Regions from separate parts of the Homo sapiens genome. Here regions 1 and 3 are each linked to region 2. The links are chromatin loops, found by intact Hi-C in ENCODE. Cell type or tissue: Caco-2. All regions are shown on one strand. Each heading gives the region's core, and the rest is flanking DNA. Links, peaks and the distances in the headings are about the cores only.

Evidence for each region. Peaks named below come from ENCODE experiments on the same cell type or tissue, not always from the same donor. Only the 100,000 strongest peaks of a DNase experiment are listed, where the experiment ranks them.
Region 1: a loop joins it to region 2, with 9 times the contacts of the local background. A loop is called at or near these places in 1 of 110 quality-filtered maps.
Region 3: a loop joins it to region 2, with 15 times the contacts of the local background. A loop is called at or near these places in 1 of 110 quality-filtered maps.

What each region holds. Positions count from the first base shown.
Region 1 is chr12:55,615,493-55,623,240 of GRCh38, reverse strand. No RefSeq gene overlaps it. Among named protein-coding and RNA genes, the nearest start is that of OR10P1, 18 kb to the left of the region's middle. In Caco-2, for the core only: a CTCF peak has its summit at 3,332 (motif pointing right); a DNase peak (open chromatin) is centred at 3,450.
Region 2 is chr12:55,496,417-55,504,164 of GRCh38, reverse strand. No RefSeq gene overlaps it. Among named protein-coding and RNA genes, the nearest start is that of OR6C68, 7.9 kb to the right of the region's middle. In Caco-2, for the core only: no CTCF peak of the experiment used is centred there; a DNase peak (open chromatin) is centred at 4,134.
Region 3 is chr12:55,605,002-55,612,749 of GRCh38, reverse strand. It overlaps the pseudogene OR6U2P. Among named protein-coding and RNA genes, the nearest start is that of OR10P1, 28 kb to the left of the region's middle. In Caco-2, for the core only: no CTCF peak of the experiment used is centred there; no DNase peak of the experiment used is centred there.

The DNA.
Region 1 (7,748 bases), core at 1,431-5,430, 120 kb before region 2:
ATTGGCCAGATGAACAGAAGATGGATAGGTGGAGATGTGGATGGTTGGCTGAATGACTGAAGGGCTAGGTGACCCCTGAAAGTGGGGGTGATGCTCTCAGAGTGTGTGTGAAGTAGAAAGAGGCTCTTGAGGAATTGCCCCACTGAAGGAGGGGACCTCTGGCTTGGAAGGTCATCAGAGGTCTGTTTTGATTTTGGAATCGAGAAAGACAGTCTTTTCTTAAACTTGAGACCTGACAAAGAATGTCCAATATTTCTATTAGTCACAGACTCTGGGGACCAAGCCTGTAGCCTGTGTGTAGTGTGTATTGCCATGAGTGAGGTGTGAATTGTGTGTAGTTTAAGTGTGATGGGCCTATGGGTGTTTGTGGTGTATTTGGTGGAGGGTAGTATGTGGAAGGTGGGTGTCTATAGGCTGCCCTCTGGACTGATTTTTCTCCAGCCTTCAGCATAGCTTCTATCTGGGGTGTCTGGAGATGTCTTTCATCTCTCTTTTAATCAGAGCTCCTGTTTCTTGGACCCAATGTCTTTCTCTTTCTTAGCTTACTTTTGTTTTGGGAGGGTATACACTTCAGTAGCTCCATGTGCTATTGGATGGTGGAATACAATTTTTGGTACTTTGCACATCTGAAAAAAGTATTCTATTTTTGTACTTGATTGAGAGTTGGCTGGGTATAGTAGTCTAGATGGAATTAATGTTTCTTTAGAATTTCTAAGGTATTGTTTTGTTGTCTTCAGGCTTCCAATGCTGTGTTGAGATATCTGAATCCTTACATAGCCATCTCCTGTTTAATATCAATAATCTGTTCATGAAAATCAGATGTTCTGTGTGAATATGCTACCTGGGAACCTATTTCTCATCACTTTGAGTGGTAAAAAATATTATGTGATACATGTCTACCCTAAACCTTCAACCAATTGCCTAAAACATAATAAAGTAACATGTTATCATAAATAACAAGCTATTATGTTTGGATAGAAAATGCTTAAAACATCACACCTGATCATCAATTAACATGGTTGTTAACAAACAGTTGCGTTGTATGTAACAACATAGCCTGTCTTCTAGCCAGCAACATTCAATACGCACATTCTTTCTCAGGACGCCTATTTCAAATTATCTCTCTGTGTATTTAGAATGTAACCCAAGACTATACAATGCTTTTGTTGAAATGTCTGGAGTTTTTGGAATGAAATATGAAGTTTTCTCACATAAACACCAGCTGAGAATGATGCACATTTAAAAATATTGGGAACATGCTACTTTAATCACCTTAAAATTGCTTTTGTCAGAAACAAAAAGGAGTTTCTTGTCTCTTTTCAGCTTAGAAAGATGTTGAAAAGTTCTTTTGGGGGGTGGGGTAGAGAGAGATTGAGAGAGAGAGAGACTCTAATCTTGAAACTGTTGTGTACAAATTGATTTAAAGGTGTTCAGAGGATTGATTCCCAGAAATTGCTTTCTATTTGGAAATTCTCTTCTGAATATAAATTTTTAAAGCATTTTATTGAGACGTAAAACTTTATTTGTAAAGGTGCGAAATTTTTCTTTTGAAATGCCTACTTAAAAGATGAATATATGGATGTGACCTGGCGAGACAGTTTGGATGCTTGGGACAAATCTGATGAGCAAATATATCTGTAGATTTTAGTGTTTCTTAGATCACCATGATTTCAAGATACAATGAATAGAATGGCCAAGAACTCAAGCCACGTTTGCTTTAAGGCTTTAAACTTTTCTCTAAAACTAAACTAAAAACAAGCCTAATGGCTACTGATTTTTGGCCTGTGGCCATTTAAATGTTTCCGACTTTGATCTGTGATTGCTTTACTTCATCAGGGCTGCTGAAGTCTGTCTCTGTTCCCTTTTTATTTAGAAAGTATATCAAACCTGATACCAAAAAAGTTAGTGATTTGATTTGAGCACCACCCATTTTATGTTTACACGTTAAAAAATTAAACATTTTTTACAGACAGGCAGAACAGAGAAGATTGTAGTGAATCCGCATATGCCAATTACTCAAGTTCTGCTATTTTGGGATTTTGATAACACTTTCTTTGTTTTTTGTTTTTTGAGACGGAGTCTTTCTCTGTTGCCTACAGTGCAGTGGCACGATCTCAGCTCATTGCAACCTCTGCCTCCTGGATTCAAGCGATTCTCCTGCCTCAGCCTCCCGAGCAGCTGGGATTACAGGCATGCGCCACCATGCCCAGCTAACTTTTATTTTTTATTTTTAGTAGAGATGGGGTTTCACCATGTTGACTAGGCGGGTATCAAATTTCTGACCTCCAGTAATCCACTCACCTTGGCTTCCCAAAGTGCAGGGATTACAGGTGTGAGCCACTGTGCCCGGCCTCAATTCTTATATCTAGAAACCATGGATGGTCTTAGAAATACTGAAATCTGGAAATACAATTTTGCTCATTAGATTTGTTCCAAGCATCCAACCTATCTGGCCAGGTCATATCCATATGTTCACCTTTTAAATAGAAGTTAAAAAAAGTTTTGTGTCTTCACAAATCAAGTTTCATATTTCAATAATATATTTAAAAATCTTGTACTTACAAGGAAATTTCCAAGTACAGCGTAATTTGTGAGAACCCTTCCTTTGAAAACACCTTAAAATCTATTTGTAAATGGCAGCCTCGAGGTTACGGGGTTCCTAATTTCCTCTCCCTCCCACCTTCTTCCTTCTCGCCTTCCCATTTTTTTTGTTCCTTTCCTTTCTTTCCCTCTTCAGTTCTTCTTTAGCCTTTATTTCCCCCCTTTCTTCTTCCTTCATCCATATCCCCACCACCCAGAAGGTGCTGCCTTTTGAGGATAAAAACAAAAATTACTTTACACATGTTAAAACAGCATTGCAAATTACAGCAGTTCTGAGCTCCATTGTCCTCCTCCTCCTCATAGAAGACCTTGGCACACATTATTACAAAGGGAGGAAAAGAAAATTCCAAGTTATTGTCCTTCCTACTTGAGGTGTGATGTGGAAAGAGCAGATGTATGGTCAATTATAACAATTTTCTTTAATAATTTTATTTTTATATTTTAAATTTTTCTTTATTTTTCCTTAAAATTAAAAAAAATAAAGACAAGTTTTCACCATGTTGGTCAGGCTGGTCTCAAACTCCTGATCTTGACTGAGCTGCCGGCCTCTGTGTCTTAAAGTGCTGAGATTACAGGTGTGAGCCACCATGCCTGGTGATATTTTAATTTTTATTGAGTGCCCTTAAGGCTCCTCCTTGGCAATTGTATTTAGGCAGAGTTTATTAATCTGTGAGTACTCCCCTTCAGTGTTTGACATTTTCTAAAGAAAAAAGTCTCCACTAGAGGGAAGTGTTTGTTTAGATCATTCCTGGACAGTGATTCCACTGCGTGAGAATTTAAGTCCTTTCAAGAATTTCTTAACACGTGGTGTGTGTGAGACGTTGCAAAAATAATATGTCCCACTAGAGGGAGCCATTTACCCAGATTATCTCTGGAATATTGAGTCTATGACCTGAGAATTTGGTCCCGTCTACACGTAGACATGCTAAAAGCAATGTCCTAGGTCCTCAGCCCCCACCTCCCATTCCACAGTTCCCATGGATGCCTTATACAGGAATTATTTTCACATCATAATAACTTTGAAATGGAAGATGGGATAAATTTGCAAGCTACTAATGCAGTGTGCTAGTGCTTAATATGAGACTGCATATTGTTGGCAGATACAGCATTTGTTTACCTTAACCTGGCTCATAAATTGTGTGTCTATGGGGTTTGGTGAAAGGAAAGAAAAACATTCACTCAAGACTGACTCAGTTTGGGAAGTAAGCAGATGGGTACATCCTCCTCCTGCCTATTTTCTTTTCTTCTTCTTCTTTTTTTTTACTTTGTCACCCAGGTTGGAGTGCAGTGGTGCCATCTTGGCTCACTGCAGCCTCCACCTTCTGGGCTCAAGCAATCCTCCCACCTCAGCCTCCTCAGTAGCTGGGACCACAGTAGCTGAGCCACCATGCCCTGCTAATTTTATTATATTTTATTTTTTTGAGATGGAGTTTTGTTCTTGTAGCCCAGGCTCAAGTGCAATGATATGGTCTTGGCTCACTGCAAACTCTGCCTCCCAGGTTCAAGTGATTCTCCTGCCTCAGCTTCTGAAGTAGCTGGGATTACAGGCGTGCACAACCACACCTGGCTGATTTTTTTTTTTTTGAGACGGAATCTCACTCTTGTCAACCAGGCTGGAGTATAGTGGCACGCTCTCGGCTCACTGCAACCTCCACCTCCCGGGTTTAAGTGATTCTCCTGCCACAGCCTCCTGAGTAGCTGGGATTACAGACACCTGCCACCTCATCCAGCTAATTTTTGTACTTTTAGTAGAGATGGGGTTTCACCATGTTGGCCAGGCTGGTCTTGAACTCCTGACCTCATGCCTGCCTTGGCCTCCCAAAGTGCTGGGATTACAGGCATGAGCCACTGCGCCTGGCCAGCTAATTTTTTTTTGTATTTTTAGTAGAGACGGGGTTTCACCATGTTGCCCAGGCTGTCTCAAACTCCTGCACTCAAGCAATCCACCCACCTCGGCTTCCCAATGCTGAGACTACAGACGTGAGCCACTGCACCTGGCCCTCCTGCCCATTTTCTGAACTTTTTGAGAAATACATATTCAGAGTGGGCAGCTCTAGGCACCTCTCTTATATACCATCTGATAATTTTATTATCAGGGGACAGAGTCCTTGGAGAAGGGTGGCCCAGAAATGCTCCCGACGAGAGTGTGGGACTTCAGGCCACAAGTGACTTTTGAGCTTTTCTGGAGACTTTACAATCTTATTTCACATAGAATATGCATTCAAGTCAGGGTCCTTGGGACTAGAATTTCAAAATCCACCAGGTCAGTATCCCCATCTGAGTCTCACCTTGGAAGCCAGTTGCCCAGTGGGGAGAGCATTGAATGCTCCAGAAGAAAAAGAAATAGTTCTGCCTCAGTTGGCCTCCTGTTTAGAGCTTATTTCCTTGATAACTTCCTGTAGTCTGTGACCATACATGAGAAGAAACCAGGTTCAACTTCCTGATTTTATCAAATCAATTTCAACTTACATGGGAAAACACTCTCTTATCTCAACTTCTTAATCCTAGATCCTTAATCAAGGGTCACCATGTGTTTGCCACATATATTTACTTTTTGTTAGTGTATTGGCTAATTTTCATTGATTCATAAATCACCCTAATACTTAATGGCTTATACAACATCATTTATTTAGTTTATGATTTTGTGGGTTGGCAATTTAGCATAGGCTTGTTTGGGTAGTTCTTCTGTTGGTCTTTGATAGGCTCACCCATGCCTCCTCAGTGGCCAGCTGGGGAGTTCTGCCATGGGGTTTGTGTGTATGTGAGACTATTGTCAGGTGGGATGATGGGGGCAAGTGGATTACGTGTCTTTTGTCATCTAGTAAGCTAGCCCAGGCTTGTTCACATGGTGGTCAGAGGATACGTTTTTTGAGTTTCTGCTCGCATTATGTTTGCTGGTGTCACATTGCCCAAAGCAAGCCACATGGCCAATTCCAGAGTCAGTGTAGAAGGTCACTACCAAAGAGGGTGGCTGTAGGGAGGCAAAGAATGTGTGACCATTTCCTGCAGTCTCTGACAGTTGGTCACATTTGACATGTGGACTATGTGAGGGCTGTTGAAATACAGGAGTAGAGTGAATCCAAGAGGGATTCTAAGGGAAGAGACAACAGGAGTGGGTGACAGATAGTAGGGAAGAGTCAGGGATGACTTCAAAGTGTTTAGTCTCAAAGAGTGAAAGGTTAATGGTGCCATGGATGTCAATGGGGATGATTTGGAGTGAGTGTTGGGAATAAACTCCTCTCAGAGAAGGTGATATCTCTGCATCTCTGTTACCTCAAAAGAGGCAACATGGTGAGGGGCTAGGGATGAAAGGTAATGGGGCAATAGTGACACAGGATTTTTCTTGGTCACTTTGCAACAAGCTGGGGACCTCCAGCTGGTGATACCCCTGCCTGGGCCTTCCTTGGCCACACTACCTGCCGCAGAAGAGAGCCCGCCCACTCAACCCGCCAGGGCCATGCTTGGCTTGTGCACTGGCTCAGCCTGTGGCTGGGCCAGGTGTGCCCCTGCCCGCCTGTGTTATAACTCATACCCTTGTTTAGCAGTTCCTAAATTCTTGTCCCATGCCCAAGAAGAATGAGGATATGCCCACCATTGAAGGTGATGACGGTGGAGAATTTTATTGAGCAACAAAACAGCTCTTGGTGGAGATGCTATGGGAAGATGGTCTCTCATCTGAAGTTGGGTTGTCTCTCTCCCCATGTGCCTAAGTCCGGGGCTTTTATGGGCTCAGAATAGGGGAGTGCATGCTGATTGGTTTGTGAGTACGAAAAAAAGTAAAAAAAAAGAGGCATCACTCAAAGGTGGGCACGATAGTGTTATAAAAACCAATTAGGGAAGGGTAGGCATATATAAAATAGGTGAATGGTGGAGATCAATCAGAGGAAAGTGCACCAAACAGGAAGGCAGGTTCTCAATCTGGTCTGTGGATTTCACTTGTAGCTTGGATTTTGGGCTTTAAACTGTCTTTGGCTTGAAGGTGGGGTTTCATTGGGGATCCGCCCCTATCTACCTTGGCATTTGTCTGCCTCATGCCTCTATTAATAGGGGCAATTCTATTTCAAATAAAGGTGAAGTATAGAAGGAACATTGGATGTGGTTTGCAGAGAAGTAGAACACTGAAATGAGATACAAGATTTGGAGGAAAAAATGGGGATGAGGCAAGAGAAAGTTTGAAGACAACACTGTCTCTTAGGTTTATTTTCCTACAGAAAACCCACAGGGCCCTGGGAGCTGAGGAGTGGTAAGGACTTGGTTATTAGTGGGATAGGTAGTAGGAAGAGAGGTCCTGCTGACCTGCTGGCAAATAAACTTGGAACTTCTCCTTACTGAGTTGGAGTCTGGAAGCCCCTCATTCTTCTGGGGCTAGATGTAGATATAAACTTGGTGGGGGAGCTAGAGGAGATGTTAGCATCAGGCAGAAAAGTGAGAAGTCATCTCTCACCACATGGAACACGTTTTTCTATCTTTCCAAACATCTCATTCATTTCTCTGTTAATGAATTTGTCCCGGATTTGGAATTCTTGTCATCCATTGACTTTACCTGGTTTATTGGCAACAGTAGAGAGAAGAAACTCTTGGTAAACTTCCATCTCTTGTTATTCTTGAAAGTAATCTCTCTTGAGAAATCAACTTTGAGTATTAATTATATGTAGAGTCACTCATTTTTGTTTTCTAAAAATTGAACACAATTTTTTATACTGTTAATTGAAATGGGTATAATGAGTGTTTACATTGAACAACTCCCTAGTGGAGGGCCATGAGCTCTTGGCCTCAGTTTCCTCATTTGTAAAATAAAGAGGCTAAGCCCACAGGATAGGCAGCCTTTAAGATGGCCCCCAATAGTCTTTACCTCTTGGTTTATTCACTTGTGTAATCCCCACCCTTTGAGTATAGGGTTGATATAGTGAATTACTTCTAACAAATAAAATATGGCAAAAGTGATGGGATGATGTTTCTTAGATTAGGTTACAAAAAGACTGGCTTTTATCTTGGGTACTTTCTTATTCACTCAGCTTGATGGAATCCAGTGGTCATGTTTTAAATTATCTTTTGGAGAGGGCTACATGACAAGAAATTGAGGGAATACAACAGCTGATGAGGATTTAAAATTAGCTAGCAACCATAGATGTGAGCTTGGAAGGAGG
Region 2 (7,748 bases), core at 1,652-5,651:
AGTCACTTTTCTTAGCTAACTACTCTGTTGTTTACTTAATTGGGAAAATAATAAAAACAGCCATGCTGATTCTTTAAGACATTATTTATAAGCTCAAGATATGTACTTTGACAACAATACTGACTTTGACCATGATGCGGGCCTACATTGTCTGAGAAAGTGACCCATCCTAAGAACTTGTTTTGGCATCATATCTGTAAAGCAAATGGGAAATATTTGTTTCTAAAACAAATTTTATTTTATATAGGGATGGGGATATGATTTTTCTTCCTGTCATGTTATACCAGTACCAGTACTGATGAACTATCTATATGCTTTTCCACTGGCAACTTATCCCACATGAAACGTTTTTGATTAAGACATGTCTATTTCAGCAAAATAAATATGGCAATGGCTTGGTGCCACATATATTCACTAGTGTTTTCATATACCATAACATATGGAAAAATTTGTCCTTGCAGAATGATGCATTGTCCTATTGAATATCAAGAGGATGGGTACATTATCTTCAATGTTGCCTTGTAGGAGATATACATAATGTTATGAACAAATAGCCTACGTATGCCCTAAATTTTTCATAGATAATATATGGGTCAGAGAATGAAGAATTAGAAGAAGGTGGCTGTGCTTTTCATGTTTTGCAACAATGACTCACCAATAAGTTTTCAGTTAGTGTGATGGTTAATACTGAGTGTCAACTTGATTGGATTGAAAGATGCAAAGTATTGATCTTGGGTGTGTCTGTGAGGGTCTTGCCGAAGGAGATAAACATGTGAATCAGTGGTCTGGGAAAGGCAGACCCACTGTTAATCTGGGTGGACACCATCTAATCAGCTGCCAGTGCAGCAAGAATATAAAGCAGGCAGAGAAACGTGAAAATGCCAGGTTGGCTTAGCCTCTCAGCCTACATCTTTCTCCCGTGCTGGATGCTTCCTGCCCTTGAACATCGGACTCTAAGTTCTTCAGCTTTTAGATTGGAGCTCACTTCCTTGCTCCTCAGCTTCCAGATGGCCTATTGTGTGACCTTGTGATCATGTGAGTTAATACTACTTAATAAACTCCACCCTCTCTCTAAATATATATCAAATTGATATAACTGTATATTTGATATATATGATATATACATATATACACACACACATATGTATATCCTATTAGTTGTGTCCCTCTAGAGAACCTTGACTAATACAGGGTTATCTATTTCTTTGTAACAAATTGCCACAAACCTAGAGGCTTAAAACCATATGCATGTATTATCTCACAATTTCTTTGGGTCGGGAGTTCAGGCATAGCTTAATTGGGTCCTCACAAATGAAGTCTCATCTTAGAGCTCTACTAGGAAAGAATCATTTTTTGGATTCACATGGTTGTTAGCATGATTCACTTCCAGGCTGGTTTTTGAATGGAGAGCTTAAGTCCATTGCTTACCGTGGGCTGGAGGTAACCCTCGGATCCTTGCCACAGGGGATGAGGTCTCTCCAACATGGCCACTTGATTTATCAAAACAGGAAAGACGAAAAGGCAGTAGGGAACTTTTGCTAGCAAGATGGAGGTTGCAGTTTCTTGTAACCTGGTCATAGAAGTAACATTATATTATCTTTGTTTTACTTTATATGTTCAAAGCAAATCTCTAGTCCAGCCTTCACTAAAGAGGAGGAAATTGTACAAATGTGGAGATGTCAGAAGGCAGAGATCATTGGGGGGCATTTTAGAGTCTGTCTGCAGCAGTTAAATTTTACATTACTGTACTCAGCTGAGTAAATATTTTAATATCTGAAGGAGGAATGTTTTAAACAAACTAACACTTGTTAATTTTCTTCACTTTTATGTTAGGTTTGGAGTACATGTGCCGGTTTGTTACATAAGTAAATTGTGTGTCATGGAGATTTGGTATATTTCATCACCCAGGTAATCAGCATAGTACCTGATAGGTAGTTTTTCTATCCTCATCCTCCTCCCATCCTCCACCCTCAAGCAGGCTCTGGTGTCTGTTGTTCTCTTCCTTGTGTCCATATGTACTCAGTGTTTAGCTCCCACTTACAAGCGAGAACATGCAGTATATGGTTTTCTGCTCCTGTGTTAGGTTGCTTAGTATAATAGCTTCCAGCTCTATCCATGTTGCTGCAAAGGACATAATCTCATTGGCTGCATAGTATACTGTGGCTGTATATGTACCACATTTTCTTTATCCAGTCTACTGTTGATGGATATTTAAGTTACAAAAGAAGATACATATGGCCCCAACAAGCATATGAAAAAATGCTCAGCATCACTAATCATCAGAGAAATGCAAACCCAAACCACAATGATACAATTTCCCAGCAGTCAGAATGGCTACTATTAAAAAGTCAAAAGCTAACAGATGTTACTGAGGTTGTAGAGAAAAGGGAACACTTACACATTGCTGGGGGGAATATAAATTCGTTCAGCCATTGTGGAAAGCAGTTTGGCAAATTCTCAAAGCACTTAAAAAAGAATTACCATTCGACCTAGACATCCCATTACTGGGTATATATTCAAAGAAATATAAATCATTCTACCATAAAGACACATGCACACATATGTTCATCACAGCACTATTCACAATAGCAAAGATATGGTATCAGACTGACATATGTTGTATGATGACTATGTTGAACGTCTAATACCACTATATAAACATGCAAAAGAAAACAATGTGTTAAGCAGGTGACTTAATCTGATTATTAAGTTAAAATATATTTATTCACTACTACAGTAGAGCAGGAGGATATATGGATAAAACACGTGATAAAGATGTACCTAAATCAAGCATAAGCAAGATGAACAAACACTACTATTTCTCAGCAATAAAGATTTTGGTCACCCAGCTAAGTATAAAAAGCTGAGAAAATGCTAGATGAAGGAAATTGTAATCTGGATAAGTAACATAGGAGGGGAAATAGGAATAAAATATATGGACTTGTGATTAGGTGCTAATTTTTATCTTCTTTTACCTTTCTGTTTTATCAAATACTGGATTTGCTTAGGCATATTTTTGATGATTAGTTTCATCTGAAGTTTGCATAAAATTAAAATAGGATCATGAGAAAACCAGAGAAAGATTGAGCAGCATCTAAAGAGCATGAAATTTGGCCAGGTGCAGTGGCTCATGCCTGCAATCCCAGCACTTTGGGAGGCCAAGGTGTGTGGATCACTTTAGGTCAGGAGTTCGAGACCAGCCTGGCCAACATGGCAAAACCCTGTCTCTACTAAAAATACAAAAATTAGCCATGCATGGTGGCGGGCACCTGTAGTGCCAGCTACTTGGGAAACTGAGGCAGGAGAATCACTTGAACTAGGAGGTGGAGGTTTCAGTGAGCTGAGATCGTGCCATTGCACTCCAGCCTGGGTGACAAGAGTGAAACTCTGTCTCAAAAAATGAAACAAAACAAAGCAAAACAAAACAAACAAAAAAGATCATGAAATTTGCATGGGCTGGATGAAATGTTTGGTAATTAAATTTTATCCCTTAGGGTAAAGACAAATGGATTCTTAAGCCTTCTCTGTCTTTCTGTCTCTGTCTCTTGTCTCTCTCTGTCTCATACACACACACACACACACACACACACACACACACACCAGCCGAAATATTCATTTGTGTTTGTACAAACAAAATGAATGTACAAAAGCATACATTATTTATTTTCATTAGCTTCACAAAGTTGATGAAGCATACATTTTAAATATACATTTTGAATGTCCTTCTGTTACGGTCTCACCAATGCACCACAATGTAATAGTCTCTCCTGTGAGGTATTACCCGGAGTTCTTCGTCTCATGTCCAAGATGATTAAGGAGCACAGACACAAGGGTCAGGTTGGAGGAAAAGTTTAATAAGTGAAAGAAGAAAGCTCTGCACAGTGGTGAGGGGAGTCTGAGTGGATTTCCATTTTTACGGTTGAGTTCAGAAGCTTTTATAAGAAACTCTTCTCATCTCTGTAGCAGTTCAAGTAACTTCTCTTATCAGTAAAGCTGTCTGTGCAGCTCACTTTATCTTATGCAGCTGTGGGTATGTCTCTAGGCAAGCACAAAGCGCAGCTTTTTTTGTTTGTGTAAGTGTGGGTTTGTTTTAGGTAAGCCTGCCTCCTCCCTGTGCAAGAGCCCACAGAGCCCACTGTGTACTTGTCTGAAAAGAGAAGGAAACTTTTTCCTGGGAGCTTGTTAATCATACAAAGAACAAAGGGCTTGTATGCTGGACTTTGCCTGCCTGTCTGCCTATCTGTGGCTTATTTGTGCAGCTGTAGTCTGAATTTTCACCAGACTGATCTATTTTTGCCTGTAGCTGTAATTTTTCAGGCAGGCAGCTTCTCTAAGGACTGGTCTCTTAGTTGTTTACCCAAGTAATTTTTCCTTTCCTTCTCCCTCACTTTTACTCCCTGCAAAACCCAGGGCATAGGTATGTGGTTTTAGATGAGCTAATTGGATTCTTAAAACTGGTACTTCAAATCTTAGTGAGTGATATAAAAATGAAGGAAGGTGAGATTAGATGTTGTATTAGGCTGTTCTTACCTTGCTATAAAGAAATACCTGTGACTGGGTAATTTATAAAGAAAAGAGGTTTAATTGGCTCACTTTTCTGCAGGCTGTATAGGAATCATAGCACTGGCATCTATTTGGCTTCTGAGGAGGCCTCAGGAAACTTACAATCATAGCAGAAGGCCAAGGGGGAGCAGACATGTCACATGGCCAGGGCAGGAGCAAGAGAGAGCAAGGGGGAGGTGCTATACACTTTTAAATGACCAGATCTCACGAGAACTTACTATCATGAGGAAAGCACCAAGGGGGTGGTGGTAACGTATTCATGAGAAATCTGCCCCCATGATCCAATCACCTCCGATCAGGCCTCATCTCCAACATTGAGGAATACATTTTGACATGAGATTTGGGTGAGGACACAGATCCGAACCATGTCATGTATTCCTACAGCCTTGCCAACATCTGGCTCAATGGCAACAGCTTCAAATGAAAGTTGTTTTTAGCAGATGAGAACTCTCGACAGTATCTGTAGTCTTTGGGAAAGACCCTTCCTACTGCTCATCTCATCTCTGCTCATGATCACATTCTAGGCTTGCTTAATTAAATTTATCAGAGCATTTACATTTTGCAGTAAATTTCTTTTCTGCTTAACTTATTCTGGGCCAGTTTCTATATGCTACCCTTTGCTGCAGAGCAAACCATTTTAAAACTTAGTGGTTTAAACTAACAGCCTTTTTTTTTTTTTTTTTTGCTTATAATTCTGTTGTGAATTGTCAATTTGGTCAGGGTTCTGCTGATGCAGTTCCTCTCTACTCCAAGGGATGCTGGCTTGGCTCAGTCAGGTATTACCAATTATTTAGTAAGTCAAATGAGGACAGATCTGTTTTGTGCAGTCCTACTCACATGTCTGGTGGTTGGTGTTGGCTCTGGATAGGCCACACATATTTCCAGCAGGTGAGCCCTAGCATCTTCACATAATAATTGTGTTCCAAAAGCAGAAAGACGGAAGGCAAGCTCAAATGTACAAGCATTTTCCACTTCTCCTTGTATCATTTTGCAAATGATACAGCAAGGGAACCATGACTCCCTAGTCCATTAATGAAACGATCTGTTATGACTTCTATTGTTAATAACCCTAGGAAAACCCAAAGTGCTGTGGAGGCATGTAGGGTGACAAAGCTTTTGATTCAGCTAGAAATGTTTGCTTGCACGTATGAGACACCTATTTTCAACTTGTTAGAGACAATAGACTCTGTTGATTGATGTGAGACAGAAAGTCTGATGGTAGGGCTGGTGCTTGGTACACTATGATTCAGAAATTCATGTCACTTTTTTTTTTCTGGTTCCACCTCCCTAAGAATTTTTAGGTTCTACTCTTCTCAGTATGACTTTTTATCCTCATGCTGGCTCCCTTTATAGTAGCAATACTTGTGACAGCAGTTCTGCATATAATATCCTTATATAACATCAGTGAGAAGAAAGAAAGTAGTCTGGTCTCTAGGGTTTTCAGGAAAAATTAAGATCTGCTTTTTTTCGTAGGGTCATTTTCAAGGCACTACGGTAGCTAGGCAAACAGAACATGCTATGTGAATAATCCTAGACTACATCATTTACTCTTGTAGTCAACTATAAGATAAACATGTTTTTTTGTTTGTCTATTTGTTTTGCCTTATATGGTTTATTATGAGAAAGGAGAAAAGGTGCTGAGCAGAATAAAACAAAAACTGAAACTAAAACAATGCATGTTTATTACAATATGTATACTTTTTGATAGCCTAGTTTCCACAAGCATGCTTCTTCCTCTACGTATGCTTTTTAAACATCTTTAAAATTATATTTAAAATAAATTGAGATACAATTTATGTATCATAACATTTATCCTTTGAAATTGTACACGTTTTAGTATACAAGCTTTTGAAAATGCTCAAGGGTGCATAGAACTTAATAAATAATTCTCAAAAGGCAAACCCAAAGTGCATTTTCCTTTAAGTCCAGGAATATTGGATAATGTTGAATTACTTTTATTAGTTGTAGGTGCATCTTTCCTCAGATATGGAAGTTATTATTAAATAACGTTGGCCACATCCAACACACCCAATATACCATGGTAGAGAGAGAAGGTGATAATGAAAATGACTTCATTTCATTTCATTATTCCACGTTTGGAATAATAAGGAAAATAATGTATAGCAGTTACTAGTCTATAAATTGTGTCATGTTCTAATTGGAAGGCATAGCAAGAATTAATTGCCCAACTGGAGTGAATCAATTGGTGGCCAATCCAGGTTCCCGTGGTTTTGAAATTTGGGAAATAGTCTTCATCTTGTCAGAGTGCACATACTTGAAATGGGCACTAAAGCTTTCCACCACAGGGATTTGTACAAAACTAACAGTTCACTTCTTGCTGAAAATGGGAGTGTATGTCTCTTGAGATTTTCTGAGGAGCTAAGCAATCATAAGCTGTTGGACAGACTTGGTGTTTCTTTGGCATTGGAGGAGCTTAAATTATTGGTATTTTGCAAAAGCACAATATGTGCAACCATGAAAAGCTTTGTATTAGGTAATGTCACACAGTAAAAATAATAAGCATTATTTTAAAAATTAAGTTTGTGCAAAGCAATTCTAATAAAAATACTAGCACAGGTAAAATCTATGTTAAATTTTTAATAAATAAACACTATAGTAAATATGGGACTTTACCTTAAAAGGTAGTTGAATGTAAGGGTTGGTAGGAAAGGGCTGAAGATGCTGAGTTGTGGTGATAAGGGTAGTTTCAAGACAACATATGCCAAAATGAGCCAAGAGGAAGAATTCTGGATGAATCAGTCTGGTTTCACGATGTTATAATGCTCTATGGTTTCCTGCATTCTTCTCTGATAGTGCTCTTTGCTATTACTTGACTGTACAAAATATTACATGCTGGGAAAAAATGATAAATAAACTAAAGACTCCCATGTTATCTTGACAATATATCCCCATTCACTTATCATTTATGAGCCAAGTCATTACAGAAGCAAAGCTGAAGATATTTTTAAGTCAGATTCAGAAATGAATCTGAGGACTTGTGACATGACATCCAGCTCTTTTCCAGTGCTTTATTCAAACCTCTCATTAGTAACTGTCTTAGACTTGATCATGAACTGGAGACAATTCAAATCAGTGGCCAGGTGTAGGGAAGCACCTTTAATCTGCCTTGTGTCTCCAGAATGGATCCCTCCTACTCTGTTGTAAACTGGAGTCAATCTTTACTA
Region 3 (7,748 bases), core at 1,454-5,453, 110 kb before region 2:
GACTGAGGCTAGGTAATAAGACTCTTCATATGATATCAGGACATTTTCCTTATGGCCTGTGGGGAAACCTGCACCTTGCTGGGGGTGCAATGGGGGCCTAAGCCCCTGACTCCTGCCTCTTGGCCTGATGTCATGTGGACTTACTCTGGAGAAGGCACCCATTTTTTCCCCAGAAGATGACTTTTAGGGCCCTTATTTATTTTGGAACAAAGTCATTTTTCTGACTAGGTCTTTCATTACCTGCTTAACTTGTTGGTTCCTCAGAGTACAGATGAAGGGATTTAACAGTGGGGCAATAATTGTATTGATTAGAGACACTCCCTTGTTGACATCAACCCACTTTCCTGGAGAGGGCTTGACATACATAAAGAAGCAGCTGTCATAACACATGGTAACCATAATGACATGAGAGGAACAGGTAGAGAAAGCCTTCTTCCTCTCCTGGACAGCGGGGATTCTGACAATTGTCTGGATGATCTGGACATAGGACAGGGTGATGAGTACCAAGGTGCCAAACAGTGCTACTAAGGCCAGGGTAAAATCCACCATCTCCAGCACCTTTGGCCCACTGCAGACCACCTCCATTAGAGGCGTGTAGTCACAGAAGAAATGCTTGATGTGGGTATCACAGAATGGAAGCTGACTGGTCAGGATGACAGGCATGATGATGAAGGAGAAACCTAGTAGCCAGCAGGTGAGGATGAGCTGTGTGCAGACTCTACTACTTATGAGCATGGGGTAGTGGAGGGGCTTGCAGATGGCAATATACTGGTCATAGGCCATGGCTGTGAGGAGGAAGAACTCTGTGGCCCCCAGAAGATGTGGAAAAAGTCCTGGGTAATGCACCCAGCAAAGCTAACGGTCTTGGTCCCCATGGCAATGTTGAGCAGCATCTTGGGCACGATGACTGTCTGGAACCAAATTTCTAAGCAGGACAGATTCTGGAGAAATAAGTACATAGATGTCTGCAGGCGGGTGTCCAGCAAGGTCAGGCTGATGATGATCAGGTTCCCAGAGACAGTCACAAGGTAGGCAAGCAGCAGGAGCAGAAAAACAGCCACCTGAAGCTCTTTGGTATCCGTCAGGCCTTGGAGGAAGAACTCAGTCACCACAGTCTGATTGGCCATTGTGGACCTCAAGCCCTTTCCAGAAATGTGCAATTCTGGGCAAATAGGACCATCAGAAATTAGGATGAAAAGGGAAAAATTTCTCCTGAAATGCATCATTTCTTTCCCCCTCCCTGCTGCTTCCCCATGGATTCAGGAAAGCAGAGCAGAAGCTTCTGGAGGTTCTTCCCTAGCAAGAAAAGTTGCCTCTTTCAGAATCTGAGGAACTATTGAATGACAATGACTTTCCTGTCTCCCTCCCTTTATTCCTCCCTGTTTTTTTCTTTTATTCCTTCCGTTTTTTTCCCTCTGAGAAAGCCTACAAAGAATTTTCTGCTGCTCTTCTCAGTCCTCTTTAGAACTGTCACTCACTCATCTTTCAAAATCCAGCTCAAGTGTGACCTCTTCTATGAAGACTTTTCTGAAGTCCTAGGCTGAATTAGCTGCTTCCTCATGGCTCCCATAACATAGTTTTTGCCTCTGCTATATTCCATAGTCAGCTGTATAGGCTAGAGCCTGTCTTCTGTGCTAAACCACCAACACATTGAGCTCACAGACTTTATGTTCATCTGGGTATCTTAGCACTTACCTCCCCCTTTCCAGTAGAGGCACTGGCCTTCTCAGATCTGCATTCACAACAAAGCCTCCTAGTTTGTAAAGTATTGCTTGCATATGTAGCATGTAGTTTTGGAAGAAGAAGCCATTTTCACTTACCCTGCCATTTTCTTACACTAGATCATCATTAAAAACTGCCTGACATTTGCATCTGAACTGTAAGAGATTTGAAGATAGCGAATATCTTACTCATCCTTGTTCACTCCCCTCTCTCATATTCATTCCTGGGGCCTGGCATTTGATAGTCATCTATAGAAATGAAACCCAGTGAGGCTTATCACACTCATCTTCTGATAAGGAAGGGAAAATCCAGAGAAATTAACTATTGGTCTAAGGTACAGTGAGATTCTAAAACATAACTGGGAGCCACTTGAGTATTTTCTTGCCATGATCAGATTCACTAAGGCTCTCAGGCTTGTTATTTTATTGAGTAGAAAAGGGATTTTTTCCCCCTGGAGAAATCTGTAAAAATCTTAAGAGTGATTCACTCTCTCTTTTTTTTATTTGAGACTGATGGCCCAGAAACTCCATGGCCTATGTCACTGGTCTTTAAATGGGGAGGCTGCTCACATCATGGGATATGCCACGTGATCCACTGGGATATGAGAAGGAGATATGAGATCCTTCAAGTTATATGATATTTCATAAAATCTAGGATACAATCTAATATGAAATACACTATTATTTTATGTGCCATTAAGAAAGAAAAAAGACTGCCAAGAAGACTATGGCATTATGCTAAGATACCATTGAGTATAATATAATCTCAATCTCAAAGATGTTAAAATGGGTGTCTTGAAGTTAATGAACTATGGCATTTATCTTTAGCTCATTAAAAACATCTGTTTTTAGCATGATACTGGTATAAAAATAGGCACATAGGCCAATGGAAGAGAATAGAGAACCCAGAAATAAGCCCAGATACTTACATCCAACTGATCTTCAACAAAGCAAACAAAAACATAAAGTGAGGAAAGGACATCCTATTCAACACATGGTGCTGTGATAATTTACAAACCACATGTAGGAGAACGAAACTGGATCCTCATCTCTCACCTTACACAGAAATCAACTCAAGATGGATTAAGGACTTAAATCTAAGACCTGAAACTATAAAGATTCTAGAAGATAACATTGGAAAAGCCCTTTAGACTTTGGCTTAGGCAAGGATTTCCTGACCAAGAACCCAAAAGCAAATGCAATAAAAGCAAAGATAAATAGTTGGGACCTAATTAAACTAAAGAGCTTTTGCACAGCAAAAGGAACAGTCAGCAGAGTAAACAGACAACCCACAGAGTGGGAGAAAACCTTCACAATCTATACATCTGACAAAGGACTAATATCCAGAATCTACAAGAAACTCAAACAAATCAGTAAGAAAAAACAAACAATCCCATCAAAAAGTGAGCTAAGGACACAAATAGACAATTCTCAAAAGAATATCTACAAATGGTCAACAAACATATAAAAAAATGCTCAACATCACTAATGATCAAGGAAATGCAAATCAAAACCACAATGCAATACCACCTTACTCCTGCAAGAATGGCCATAATAAAAAAATAAAAAAACAGTAGATGTTGGCATGGCTGTGGTGAACAGGGAACACTTCTACACTGCTGGTGGGAATGTAAACTAGTACAGCCACTGTGGTAAACAGTGTGGAGATTCCTTAAAGAGCTAAAAGTAGAACTATCATTTGATCTAGCAATCCCACTACTGGGTGTCTCCCCAGAGGAAAATAAGTCATTATTCGAAAAAGATACTTGCACATGCATGTTTATAGCAGCACAATTTGCAATTGCAAAGTTGTGGTATATATATATATATATATATATATACACACAATGGACTACTACTGAGCCATAAAAAGGAATGAATTAAAGGCATTTGCAGCAACCTGGATGAGATTGGAGACTATTATTCTAAGTGAAGTATCTCAGGAATGGAAAACCAAATATCACATATTCTCACTAATAAGTGGTAACTAAGCTATGAGGATGCAAAGGCATAAGAATGACACAGTGAACTTTAGGGCTCATGGGGAAAGAGTTGGGAGGGTGAGGGATAAAAGACTACAAATTGGATTCAGTGTATACTGTTTGGGTGATGGGTGCACCAACATCTCACAAATCATCACTAAAGAACTTATTCATGTAACCAAACACCACCTGTTCCCCAATAACATTTGGAAATAAAAAATAATAATAATAAAAAACAACCAGCCTCCAAAGCTCTGTAGCTTAAAAAAGTCTGTTTTTGTGTATATTTTAAAACACAAACTATATATATAGTAGTAGTGCAAATAACTTAAACATTGATAAACATACCCATATATTGGGGATATTTTCCCAATTTTATTTTTACTGATGGGATATATGAATTTATAAAGTTTGGAGAGAATTCTTGCCTAGGGATTTGCTATCGGTCTTCCCACCTACAACCAGCCAGTGTTTGCAAAAAGGCCCATTTCTGGGGAGGAGAAGCAGTTCTTCAGCTTCAGTTTTTTTCAGCTTAAAAAGAGAGAGCTCCCACCAGGCCATAGGGAATTTGCTGAATGATTTAGAAACCTTGGTCTTGGGTGACTTCTGTGGTCTGGCAAGGCAAGCTGTGACATGCAGCTCCCTTCCTTTCTGTACAGCGACTGGTTACCTGGGAAGCAGCCTCAGAGATTCACCAGCCCAGGGAGAACACAAGCTCCTCAGATCTCTAACGATTCCCTAAAGAGGGAGCAGAGAGTTTAAAGGCCCAAATGGCCTACGTGGTTTCATGAAAAGAGCTCAGCCTTGCAGAAAAATGTGGAGGCAACTCTGTAGAAATAATTTCAGGATTAAGTTTCCATAGAAATTTGTTTTTGACTGCCTTCATTTCTCTCTGGCCTTCTCCAACCTACCTGTCCCTTCAGCAGCAACAATCCAAAAACATAGCTATCTACAGAGACAATTCTGTTGCTCAGTCAGCATCCAAACCACATAGCAGAGGGTTAGAATCTGAATTGAAGCTGGAAACCTCTTCCCCTTTTTATCATGGCGCATGATTTCCGCTGGGAATCTAAGGTTCTGAAGTTTCCGGTCATGTAAGAGGCTTCTGCACAGGTTCCATCCAAAGGAAAGGGACATTTGCTTTATAGACTCTTTTACTACAGACCCAGGGGATCAATTCAGAGGCGGGGGAACAAAAACAAACGGTGCTCAGGGAAATCTGCTCTCAGAATTCACTAATGAACTTAGAATATGGCTGCTCTGGCCTCGTAAGCAAAACAATTTGCAAAAAATCTTCAGAGAAGATGACAAAATATTTACCTAAGAACTTACCCCTAAATAAATATTTGTGTTACTGTCAGTTGTTAATAATGTAGTTGGCAACATCAATTGGGTAAATATTTTTGAGAACTGATAAGTGGAGGGGAAGGCATCAAAGACAACTTTGTCACAATTTTGGTAAGTCCAGCCACAGTCATCTATGAATGTCCAGCCTGTTCAGCAGTTTTAATTTGCATTAAAATTTTATTGCTAAAACATGCTCGGGTTTTGCACTGCACATGGGTAGCTCTGCATGGTGCGAATGTACTATGCTACATCAGAAGTCAGACAACTTAAATTTTAGTCGCAGTTCTGCTGCTAACACGGGGATCTTGCACAATTCTTTTTCCTTTCCTTAGTCTTAATTTTTCAGCTTCTAATAGCACCTTATAGCTAATAATGGCATGGTGTGAACTAGGATGTCTTTTTGTTTGTCTTAATTTCAATGTTTTCAAGCTTCAAGAGCCTTTCCTTACACTTCTTGTATTCTGGAGTGAAGAGGTTTCTGCTTACTTTTCCTATGCCCTTCCTGATCTCACCTGAAATCCATTCTCCCTTTTTGCCTGCTTTCCCTGAAGACTCTTAATCATTTCTATGGCCATGATAGAAACCATCCAAACAAAAACAAACAAACAAACAAAAAGAAACCATCCTACAATGTCTTTCTCTGAATTTTTTCTGATGTGTTTTTCTTGAGATAAAACAACTAGAAGAGGAGATGGTGTAGCAATATTACTATTGCAGATGTATACAGATAATATATAGTGTTATAAAACACTCATGAAAAGTATTTAAAAATGAACAAACTCAGTGCAACCCAAAGAATACCAAAGCCGAACTATTTAAGAATTACTGATAAAGTGCATACAGATTTCATAACAAAAGAGAAAGAAAACTGGTGGATGTGAAATACTGAACCATTCATATATTCAGCAATTCATTTAGCAAATATTTGTGGAGTTTCTGCTATACGCTAGGCATGGCAATGTTGAAGATGCTGAGATATGATTATGGGGAAGACAGAATGAAAGTCTTTTTTCATCTTTTGTTTTTAATTAATTAAAAAAATTCAACTTTTATTTTAGATTCAGAGGGTACATGTACAGGTTTGTTACATGGGTATGTTGCATGATGCTGAGGTTTAGGGTATGATTGAACCCATCACCCAGGTAGTGAGTATAGTACCTGATAGGTAGTTTTTCAATCCTTGCCTCTCTCGATTCCTCCATCCTTGTGTAGTCCTGTGTTTATTGTTCCCATCTTTATGTCCATGTATACCTGATGTTTAACTTATATGTGAGAACATGTGGTATCTGATTTTCTGTTTCTGCATTAATTCGCTTAGGATAATATCCTCCTGCTGCAGTTATGTTGCTGCAAAGGACATGATGTTGTTCTTTTCTATGGCTGTATAATATTTCATGTTATATATGTACCATGTTTTCCTTATCCACTCCACCATTGATGGGCACCTAGGTTGATTCCATATCTTTGCTGTTGTGAATGGTGCTGTGATGAACATATGAGTGCATGTCTTCTTGGTAGAACAATTTATTTTCCTTTGGATATATATACTCAGTAATGGGTATTGGGTCAAATGGTAGTTCTATTTTTAGTTCTTTGAGAAATCTCCAAACTGCTGTCCACAGTGGCTGAACTGATTTACATTCCCGCCAACAGAGTATAAGCAGTCCCTTTTTTCCACAGCCTTGCCAACATTTGTTATTTTTTTACTTGGAAAATATTTATTATAATTACCATCACTATATCAATTTAATGTAATGAATTCTACTTAGGTACATAGCAATAGAGTAAGGATTATGTATGTTCATGTCATAGTTTCAGTTTCTCTTTTTAAATTTAACTTTTATTTTAAGTTCAGGGGTACATGTGCAGGTCTGTTGTACGGGTAAACTTTGTGTCATGAGGTTTTGTTGTACAGATTATTTTGTCACCCAGGTATTAAGTCTAGTACCCATTAGTTATTTTTCCTGATCCTCTTCCTCCTCCCACCCTCCATCCTCTGACAGCCCCTAGTGTGTGTCATTCCCCTCAATGTGTCCATGTGTTCTCATCATTAGGCTTCCACTTATAAGTGAGAACATTTAGTATTTGATTTTCTGTTTCTGAATTAGCTTGTTAAGGATGATAGCCTTCAGTGCCAATCATGTTCCCACAAAAGACATGATCTTGTTCTTTTTTTATGGCTGCATAGTATCTCATGTTGTATGTGTACCACGTTTCCTTTATCTAGTCTGCCATTGATGGGCATTTAGGTTGATCCCATGTCTTTGTTATTGTGAACAGTGCTGCAGTGAACATTCATATGCACGTGTCTTTATAATAGAATGATTTATAATCCTTTGGGTATATACCCAGAAATGGGATTACAGGGTCAAATGGTACTTCTGCTTTTAGATCTCTGAGGAATTGCCACACTGTCTTCCACAATGGATGGACTAATTTACACTCCCACCAACAGTGTATAAGTGTTTCTTTTTCTCTGCAACCTTGCCAGCAAACATTATTTTTTGACTTAATGATCATAGCCATTCTGACTGGTGTAAGATGATATCTCATTGTGGCTTTGATTTGCATTTCTCTAATGATCAGTGATGTTGAGCTTTTTTCATATGATTGTCGGCCGCATGTATGCCATGCCTTCTTTTGAAATGTGTCTATTCATGTCCTTTGCCCACTTGAGGTTGTTTGTTTTTATTCTTGT